2 separate regions of the Mus musculus genome follow, and region 2 is linked to region 1. The links are chromatin loops, found by intact Hi-C in ENCODE. Cell type or tissue: left cerebral cortex. All regions are shown on one strand.

Region 1 (5,000 bases):
CTAGCTAGTTCAACAATATATTTTAACAGGAAAACCAAAAAAAAAAAAAAAAAAAAATAGCAACACTGAGTTCAAATTAGTAAGAAAATTAGGACTAAAACTCAAGTTTACCAATCTGGTATATTTTTATTCGTATAGCCTATGGGTAAACTATTCTCAAATTCTTTTGTCTAATCTCCAGCTTGAGTAGAATATTTTCATTATATGAGTGTAGTGAATTCCACATTAACAATTAAAAGCATAGTCAAGAAGTTTGGAGATTTTTTTCAGAATTGTTTGTAATGATCTCATTTGACTTTTGAATTAAGAGCTCTATCAGTCCTCTAACTTCAAATAATAACCAACAAGGAGCCCATCTAAGCAATGGGATGATTCATTAAGAGTATCTTAAAACATTAAGGAAGAATTAGATTACGTATCTATCCATGATGAGCCAAACAAGATGCTAAGACTATTATAAGGCTGGTTTTCTCTGCTACACAAATACAATACCGGGCTATTCAGTGTTAGACTTGTGGAAGAGAGTGTGTATGTGCACACACCTACACCCGTTCACACATTACCTTAATTTTAATAAGCTTTTGAGGGTTTCTTCTCCTACATCGGTTAACTTCGATGGTGCGTCTGTTTTTGGGAGCTGCCATCCAAAAGATACTATCTAAAAAGCTGGAATTCTCTTTATTTTCACAAGTATCATGTGCTAGCTCTGTGAGGATGGATGGTCTCTGGACGGCTAATGCTGGTGCTATAAAACAAAACAGAGATGCCGAATCAACTCGGAGTTCCTAAATGAATACAGCCACTATTTCCTTTAACAGTCAACATGTGTAGTGTCACTAAATATACACACCTATAAATTATATGTGTTTGTGAGTATATGTGCACATGTAAGGTCAGAGGACAGCTTTCAGAGTTAGTTCTCTCCTTACGTCATACTGGCCATGGGGCTAGGACCCAGGTCCTGAGACTTAGCAACAAGGTCCTTTACTACTGAGCCATATGGCTGGCCTGACATAAATAGTTTTGAATGTTAAACACAACAAACATTAGTAATAATCCCCAGCTATTAAAATATACTAAAGCTCATATAAAAGGCAATTTAAAATACTTCAACTGGAATGCTTTCTTATTGCAAGCTACCAAAGCAGCCAGGCTACTCTACTAAGCATTTCCTCCGTATATAATCCGGGACACTGCAGTTCAGTAATAAGTAGTGTACAAGTAATCTAATCCCGAGACTCCCTACATTCACTCACATCACTGAGATGACTACAATGGTCATCTGTACCACACTATCCTGATCCAGTTAGGTCCTTTTTCTTTAAACCTGGTAGGTTCCTAAAGCCATTAAATTTTTCCTTAATATTTAATCTTAACCTGTGTTCTAAGAAAAGATTTATTATTTATGAGATTATCAAGTGTTTCACCTTTGTTTTTCTAAATTGCTTAGATCACTTCTTTACCCTTTCTTATGTTCTTCAGACTTGCGAACGTTCGTTCAATTCTTAGGACTTCTTACCACTACATAAACTGTCCAAGCACAGGCCTATTAGACAACGAATGGACTGAAATGATTATCTCAGGTAGAACATGGAGACAATTATTTATTATGCTGCGCTTGAGATATAATAAAATATATCTCTGTTCAGACTGGGCATTATCACTTTTGCGATACACTGTAAATAATACAGCAATCTCAAATTTAACGCCCAAGATACCAGGAGCTCGAAGCTAGCCTGGGCTACACAGTGAGTTCTAGACCACCCTGGCTACGGTGACAGTTTCAATAAATAAATAAATAAATAAATAAATACGAAGCTAGCCTGGGCTATACAGTGAGTTCTAGACCACCCTGGCTACGGTGACAGTTTCAATAAATAAATAAATAAATAAATAAATAAATAAATAAATAAATAAATAACCAATAAACAAACAAACAAATAAAATAACGAACCAATCAACCAACCAAAAACCACGCTACAACCCGGAAGCCCTCACCAACCCTCTTTCCACGAACTCTCTCCTTACGGACCCCACGGAGGACTGACAAAGCGACTCCAGCTCTGCTGCAGTTGCCGTTGTAGCAGCTCCCAGCACCTCTGGAGCGGTCCGGGACGCACCGGCCATGGTAGTGAAAGCAGCAGCAACGAAGGAGCCATGATCTTCTCAAGACAGAGCGGGACGCGGGCTGAGCGCATGCGTTAAGTCCGCCCACTTCCCCGCCTCCTCGCTCAGAGCATGCGCAGGCCCCTCTTGCGCATGCGCAAGGGTCAAAGACCGCTGTGATCCAAAAACTCCAACTCCCAGCTACCCCTAGGTGACTCTCCTCCAATCAGAGCAAAGAAGAAAAAAAAAATTAAAGGAAGCATACTTACTGCGCATGTGCGTGGCTGTGTTCCGACTTTCCGGGTAAAGATGGCAGAGCGCGGTTACAGCTTCTCGCTGACTACATTCAGGTATTCGGGGGACCCGCAGGTTCCATGCGTCGCAGATCACAGGAGCGCCCCAGACATGGTCCCGTGTGTCGGACCTGGCTGGTGTTTGCGTAGGAGTGCACGGTGACGGAGCTGGACTCGTAGCTTTGCAGAGTCATGTTCCGTGCCAGGCCTGGGCCCTGGCTGAGGCCGGCCGTGTTGCGGGCCGAGGGACGGGAGGCCCCAAGCCAAGCACTAAGCACTGGCTCTCCTTCTAGACTAGGAGAAGGGTGCTTTGAGATAGTCTGTTTTCAGCTGCTCTCTTCAGGTCCAGGATTTCTTTACTGGCCCGGCTAGGCCTGAGCGAGAGCTTTGTAAACCCAGACTCCTTATGGGACGTGTGAGACGTCCTTTTTCTTTTGGGAGATCCTTATTTGCTGTTAAATCTTAGTTTTAGTCTCTGTTTAGCAGCGATGTGCTTTGAAGCTCACACTGCTTTCGGTTTCGCCTGTGCTCCTGTAGAAGCTTAAGAAGTATAAAATGAAGGCGCTGATTTCCTGTCAAGTTTTTGTGGCACATGCAAACTGATAACCTCTGTATTTTGCTTGATCCACTAACAAATTGCTTTAAAACGATTTTAGACCCTTATGTTTTGGGAGAAAGAATTAAAGAGTTATATATATTTTCTCAAAGTGCAGTTAAGGGGAACTATTGTTCCCTGTTTAAGAAAAAACCATCATGGATGAACTTAGACAAAGGACTGTGTTTTGACCATTTTCTTTCTTTTTTTTTTTTTTTCTTTCCATTTTTTTATTAGGTATTTAGCTCATTCACACTTCCAATGCTATACCAAAAGTCCCCCATACCCACCCACCCCCACTCCCCTACCCGCCCACTCCCCCTCCTTGGCCCTGGCGTTCCCCTGTTCTGGGGCATATAAAGTTTGTGTGTCCAATGGGCCTCTCTTTCCAGTGATGGCCGACTAGGCCATCTTTTGATACATATGCAGCTAGAGTCAAGAGCTCCGGGGTACTGGTTAGTTCATAATGTTGTTCCACCTATAGGGTTGCAGATCCCTTTAGCTCCTTGGCTACTTTCTCTAGCTCCTCCATTGGGAGCCCTGTGATCCATCCATTAGCTGACTGTGAGCATCCACTTCTGTGTTTGCTAGGCCCTGGCATAGTCTCACAAGAGACAGCTACATCTGGGTCCTTTCGATAAAATCTTGCTAGTGTATGCAATGGTGTCAGCGTTTGGATGCTGATTATGGGGTGGATCCCTGGATAAGGCAGTCTCTACATGGTCCATCCTTTCATCTCAGCTCCAAACTTTCTCTCTGTAACTCCTTCCAAGGGTGTTTTGTTCCCACTTCTAAGGAGGGGCATAGTGTCCACACTTCAGTCTTCATTTTTCTTGAGTTTCATGTGTTTAGCAAATTGTATCTTATATCTTGGGTATCCTAGGTTTTGGGCTAATATCCACTTATCAGTGAGTACATATTGTGTGAGTTCCTTTGTGAATGTGTTACCTCACTCAGGATGATGCCCTCCAGTTGACCATTTTCTTAAGGACTGACAGCTGAAGGCAGCCAGGATCTACTTGTTGAATATAACAGTAACTAGTAGTGGTTTTTCCATTACCACCTATGTATAATGAGTTATAGATGAACCTGGACAATTGAACTTTTTCAAGGTTGTCCACAAATAGGTAAATCAGGACTCAAACCTTGTTGGTTTTGAAAACAATTAATAGACTTTTTGTTACAATATATTATCTTTTGAGAATTGCCCTTTACAGTTTCACATAAGAAGTGAGTTAATGTTATTATTTTGAAATCTTTAAATGAATTCCATTAAATTCCTTAGCAAATGATTTCATTATATAATTGACAGAGACTAAATTTTGCATGGTAGTCGCTTATATTTGTAAACAAAACAAATACGGTCGGTCCTAAGTGGTTTCATTATAGCTGAGACAAATGGACATAGATCGTGAGGGACTGAGTTTTTAAGTTATTAGTTATTTAATTTCTTTTTGTGTCAGAATTATTGGTGACCCAGGCTGGCTTCAAATGGCCAGTAACTAAGGATGCCTTTCAGCTTATCCTTCTGCCCCCACTTGCTCTGTGACGGGATTTTAGTAATGCACGCCCATACCTTATTTATGCTGTGTCATGCATTCTAGACAAGCACTCTGCCATAGGAGCTACATCCTCAGTCCTTGAGTCTTTTATATAACAAACATCTCAATGTTTTCACAAACAGATTTCTTTATTATAACAGTCCTTTAAAAAAAATGATAAGGTTTAGCTAGCAGCTTACATTTGGTGAAGAATGGTAAATGAAAGAAAGAAATTGGCGTGGACTGGTTTGCGTTCTACCAAACGTGTTCGTGGGGATTTTGTTGAAAGAGGCAGTGGGCTACTGGGACTCATGAGCACAGCAGCTGCCTGAGTTCTCGGTACACTTGCCTGCAGTGGGGAACAGAGGGAGTGGGAATGCTTTGCTAACCAGAGATGGGGAAAACAACAGCAACAGAACACAGGAAGAGAATTTGTGCCCATTCGAGACTTGGACTAACTCCGTA
Region 2 (5,000 bases), 130 kb before region 1:
ACCAGGGACTAGACAAGGCAGCCCACTCTCTCCCTACATGTTCAATATAGTACTCAAAGTCCTAGCCAAAGCAATTAGACAACAAAAGGAGGTCAAAGAGATATAAATTGGAAAGGAAGTAGTCAAAATATCACTATTTGCAGATGATATGATAGTATACTTAAGTGACCCCAAAAATTCTACCAGAGAACTCCTACAACTGATAAACAACTTCAGCAAAGTGGCTGGATATAAAATTAACTCAAACAAATCAGTAGCCTTCCTCTACTCAAAGGATTACTGAGTTGAGAAAGAAATTATGGAAATGACACCTTTCACAATAGTTACAAATAATATAAAATATCTTGGTGTAACTCTAATCAAGTAAGTGAAAGATCTGTATGACAAGAACTTTATGTCTCTGAAGAAAGTAATTGAAGAAGACCTTAGAAGATCGAAAGATCTCCTATTCTCATGGATCTGCAGGATTAACATAGTAAAAATGGCCATTTTACCAAAAGTAATCTACAGATGCAATGCAATCCCAATCAAAATTTCAACTCATTTCTTCAGAGATAGAAAGAGCAATTCTCAAATTCATCTGGAATTTGAGATATAGATCCAAGATAAAGGAAATTATTCTCAACAATAGGAGAACTTCTGAGGGAATCACCATCCTGACTTCAAGCTCTACTATAGAATAGTGCTAAAATCTGCATGGTATTGCAACAGCAGATCAATGGAATAGAATTGAAGACCCAGAGCTAAGCCCACACATTTATGGTCACTTGACCTTTAACGAAGAATCCAAAACCATCTAGTGGGAAAAAGACAGCATTTTCAAAAAAAAAAAAAAAATGGTACTGGTTGAACTGGCAGTCAGCATTTAGAAGAATGCAAATCAATCTATTCTTATTTCCTTGTACAAAGCTCAAGCCCAAGTACATCAAGGACCTTTACATAAAACCAGATACTCTGAATCTAATAGAAGAAAAAGTGGGAAAGAACCCAGAACACATTGGCACAGGGGAAATTTTCATAAGAATACCAATGGCTCAGACTCTAACTAAGGTCAACAATTGACAATTGGGACCTCAAAAAAAAAAGCTTCTGTAACACAAAGCCCAGTGTCAATAGGACAAAACAGCAGCCTAAAGATTTCACAAAGATCTTTACCAACTCTACATCTGATAGAGCTCTAATTTCCAAAATATACATAGAACTCAAGAAAGTCGATTCCAGAGAACCAAGTAACCCTATTTAAAATGGGGTACAGAGCTAAACAAAAAATTCTCAACTGAGAACTTCAAATGGCCAAGAAGCACCTAAAGAATTATTCAACAGGACCCAATGGGGATGACATTAGCTGAAATACCCAACAAAGGGGAGATAGAACCTGTATAGACCACCTCCAGTAGATAGGCACAGCCCCCAGATGAGTGATGGGGCCACCCACGCATCTCAAAAATTTTAACCCAGAATTGTTCCTGCCTAAAGAAAATGCAGGGACAAAAAATGAAGGAGAAACCAAAAGAAAGGCCATCCAGAGACCACCCCACCTTGGGATCCAACCTATCTGCAGACATCACACCCCGAAACTATTGCTGATGTTATGAAATGCTTGCTGACAGGAGCCTGGTATAGGTGTCCTCTGACTAAAACACATGCAGACACTGACATCCAACCATTGGACTGAGGCCAGGGTCACCAATGGAAGAGTTGGGGGAAGGATTGAAGGAGCTGAAGGAGATTGCAAATCCATAGAAAGAACAACAATATCAGCTCATTGGACACCCCCCTCCCCAAACTTCCAGGGACTAAACCACCAACCAAAGAGTATGCATGGATGAACCTATGGCTCCAGCTACATATGTAGCAGAGAACTGGCTTATCTGGCCTCAATGGGAGGGGAGCCCCTGGTCCTGTGGAGGATTGATGCCCCAGTATAGGGGGATGATAGAGCGGTGAGGTGGGAGTAGGTGGGTGGGTGGGGGAGCACCCTCTTAGAGGCAAAGTAGAAGGGGGATGGAATGGGGATTTGCAGAAGAGAGACTAGGAAGAAGGACATTTGAAAAGTAAATAAATTAAAAAACAATTCAAAGAAAAAAGAAAAGACACTCTACTACAGCCCATCGAGGGAACATGGTCCTGATATACTTTGATATAACATTCTAAGACTCAGAACTGTGTAAGAATAAATTTCTGTTATTTTAGATCAACAAAGGTAATTGTTACAGTTCCCTGTTTGCCTCTTGCCTGCCTCCCTCCCTTCAGTGATTATACAATGGCTTGCAGTAGGGCAAACCACTATACCTGTCCCATAGTTTCTTGGAACTCATCATATGAACCTCTCTCACTTGGTCAGCTAAAATCCTGTTCTGCACCCTAAATATCCTAGCTTCTCTCCAAAGCTGTGAAAGCCTCCCACCCACTGTTTATATGAAAAAATTCAAATCACTATTTTGTATCTGATGGACAGAATGACTTAAAATTTCTTGTTCCTCTTTAATGGACAATTACCCCTATTTTAGTTTCTTTCTAGTAACAAATATAATCTGGAGTATAATGTAGACTGTTATATAGAATAATCAAAGCATTCCTCTTATAAAGAGTAATGTATTTGCTCATTCTTTTTTTTTTTTGTAGCTTTTCTTTCTTTCTTTTTTTAAATTAGGTATTTCCCTCATTTACATTTCTCAATGCTATCCCAAAAGTCCCCCATACCCACCCACCCCCACTCCTCTACCCACCCACTCCCCCTTTTAGGCCCTGGCGTTCCCCTGTACTGGGGCATATAAAGTTTGCAAGTCCAATGGGCTTCTTTTTCCAGTGATGGCCAACTAGGCCATCTTCTGATACATATGCAGCTAGAGACATGAGCTCTGGGGTACTGGTTAGTTCATATTGTTGTTCCACCTATAGGGTTGCAGATCCCTTTAGCTCCTTGGGTATTTTCTCTAGCTCCTCCATTGGGGGTCCTGTGATCCATCCAATAGCTGACTGTGAGCATCCACTTCTGTGTTTGCTAGGCCCCGGCATAGTCTCACAAGAGACAGCTATATCTGGGTCCTTTCAGCAAAATCTTGCTAGTGTATGCATGCTCATTCTATTTTATTCTACAAAGAAATACCTAAGGCTAGATTGTACACAAATAGTACATGAAGAATGACAACTTACTTAACTCATAGTTCTGAAGGCGTGAGAATATGGCACCAGTACAGGTTTTGCTCTGGAGAGACTCCTTGGTAGATAGTACCACAGTGGGGGTTTATGCAAGAGGAAAAGATCCCAGTATGGGACGAAGACAGAGGCCAAAGATCTGTAGTCTCACACTTTTATATCCACACTTAAGAGGGAACCGAGTCTCCATGACAATCACTTTGATCTTTGCCAACACTGGTGAGCTGGTTGCTTTGCATCAGGTTCATTGTGTCCCACATCCTCAGTCCTAGATCCAAAATTTTAGGAAGACACACAAACCACACAGACTACATGTAAAACAAAGCAGGAAGCTTTTATTCTTCTACTTTTAAAAAGATTTATTAATTTATTTGTGTGTGTGTGTGTGTGTGTGTGTGTGTGCGCGCGCGCGCGCGCGAGTGTGCTTTCTCTGCATGTATGTCTACACACCAGAAGAGGGCATTGGATCCTGTGAGATTAGAGTTACAGATGAGTGTCAGCTGCCATAGGAATGCTGAGAACTGAACCCAGGACTTCTAGAAGTGCAGCCAGTGCTCTTAACCAATGAGCCATCTCTCTAGCCTAAAACTTTTATTTCTAATGTGACTAACTCTCATCCTTTCTAAAACCTCAATAGTGTGAGAGCTGGCCAGGGGTCAGTCTTCCCCCATCCATCCCTGCTCTGCACTTCTAGATACTGTTAAAACATCAGATAGATTCTGGTTCATTCTTTGTCAAGCTTCTTTACCAGCCTCAAAAGATTTTTGACTTTGTATTTGTGAGCCTCTTTGAGACCAAGCCACTCTCACTTGCTTAAGCCATGTGGTTGCTCATAAACAATGGTTAACTGATGATCTAGAGCAGTGTCTCTCAACCTTCCTAATGTTGTGACCTTTAATATAGTTTCTCATTTTGTAGCAACCCTCAACCATAAAATTTTTGTTGCTACTTCATGACTATAATTTTGCTACTGTTATGAATCATAATGCACATATCTGTGTTTTCTGATGGTGTTAGGTGACCACTGTTAAAGGCTCATTTGACCACCAAGGGAGTCATGATCCATAGGTTGAGAACCACTGATCTCGATGGAATAAGGAATTCGAAAGAAAAACCCCTTATAAGTCTGGTTTGAGACACAGAAACTTAACACCTGCAGACAACTCATATAATATGGTAATACAAAGGTATTATTACTTTTGTTGTATTTGTCTCAACATCGAGTTCATACATGATCAACATGATTTCATGATGGTTGATGTTATTGACTAGTGAGAAAATGATTATAAAAAATCAAATGATTAGAGTTGGTTCATGATGAGTGTCTCTAGATAAAAAGCCTCAGAGAAATTAAAAAGATCTCTATAAAAAAGAGATCTCTATATAAGATTGCTATGTTCTTTTCAAATTCAGAGAGAATATGAAATTCTAATGTACTCAAAGCAATCTGAAGTTAACATATTTTATACCATTACAGTTTGAGTTATTTTTAATAATCTTGATAGTATTCACACACACACACACACACACACACACACACACACACACACACACACACACACACACAGAGAGAGAGAGAGAGAGAGAGAGAGAGAGAGGGAGAGAGGGAGAGAGACAGAGAGACAGAGACAGAGACAGAGACAGAGAGACAGAGAGAGAGAGAGCTGCTTCTCATTTAATTTTCCCTAATTTTTCAAGACCATTATGCATATATATGTATACTTTAACATAACTCACATGTGAAATGTTAAAATAGAAATTTCATACTCATAGGCTACCAGTGTATCTTTAAGAACCTTCAGCTGTGAATATACAAGTTACAGATGAGAAGGAAATAAGGT

The links. Peaks named below come from ENCODE experiments on the same cell type or tissue, not always from the same donor. Only the 100,000 strongest peaks of a DNase experiment are listed, where the experiment ranks them.
Region 2: a loop joins it to region 1, with 4 times the contacts of the local background. A loop is called at or near these places in 1 of 42 quality-filtered maps.

The regions. Positions count from the first base shown.
Region 1 is chr13:14,610,860-14,615,859 of GRCm38, forward strand. Mrpl32 (mitochondrial ribosomal protein L32) reads right to left here and starts at 2,178. Exons shown (of 3, transcript NM_029271.2): 1 at 2,033-2,178; 2 at 564-745. The coding sequence starts at 2,159. It overlaps Psma2 (proteasome subunit alpha 2), which reads left to right and starts at 2,383. Exons shown (of 8, transcript NM_008944.2): 1 at 2,383-2,456. The coding sequence starts at 2,416. In left cerebral cortex, no CTCF peak of the experiment used is centred here; a DNase peak (open chromatin) is centred at 2,286; H3K4me3 peaks cover 2,041 bases; H3K27ac peaks cover 861 bases.
Region 2 is chr13:14,476,921-14,481,920 of GRCm38, forward strand. The region is part of intron 1 of Hecw1 (HECT, C2 and WW domain containing E3 ubiquitin protein ligase 1); the gene reads right to left. Among named protein-coding and RNA genes, the nearest start is that of Gm30893, 43 kb to the right of the region's middle. In left cerebral cortex, no CTCF peak of the experiment used is centred here; a DNase peak (open chromatin) is centred at 2,340.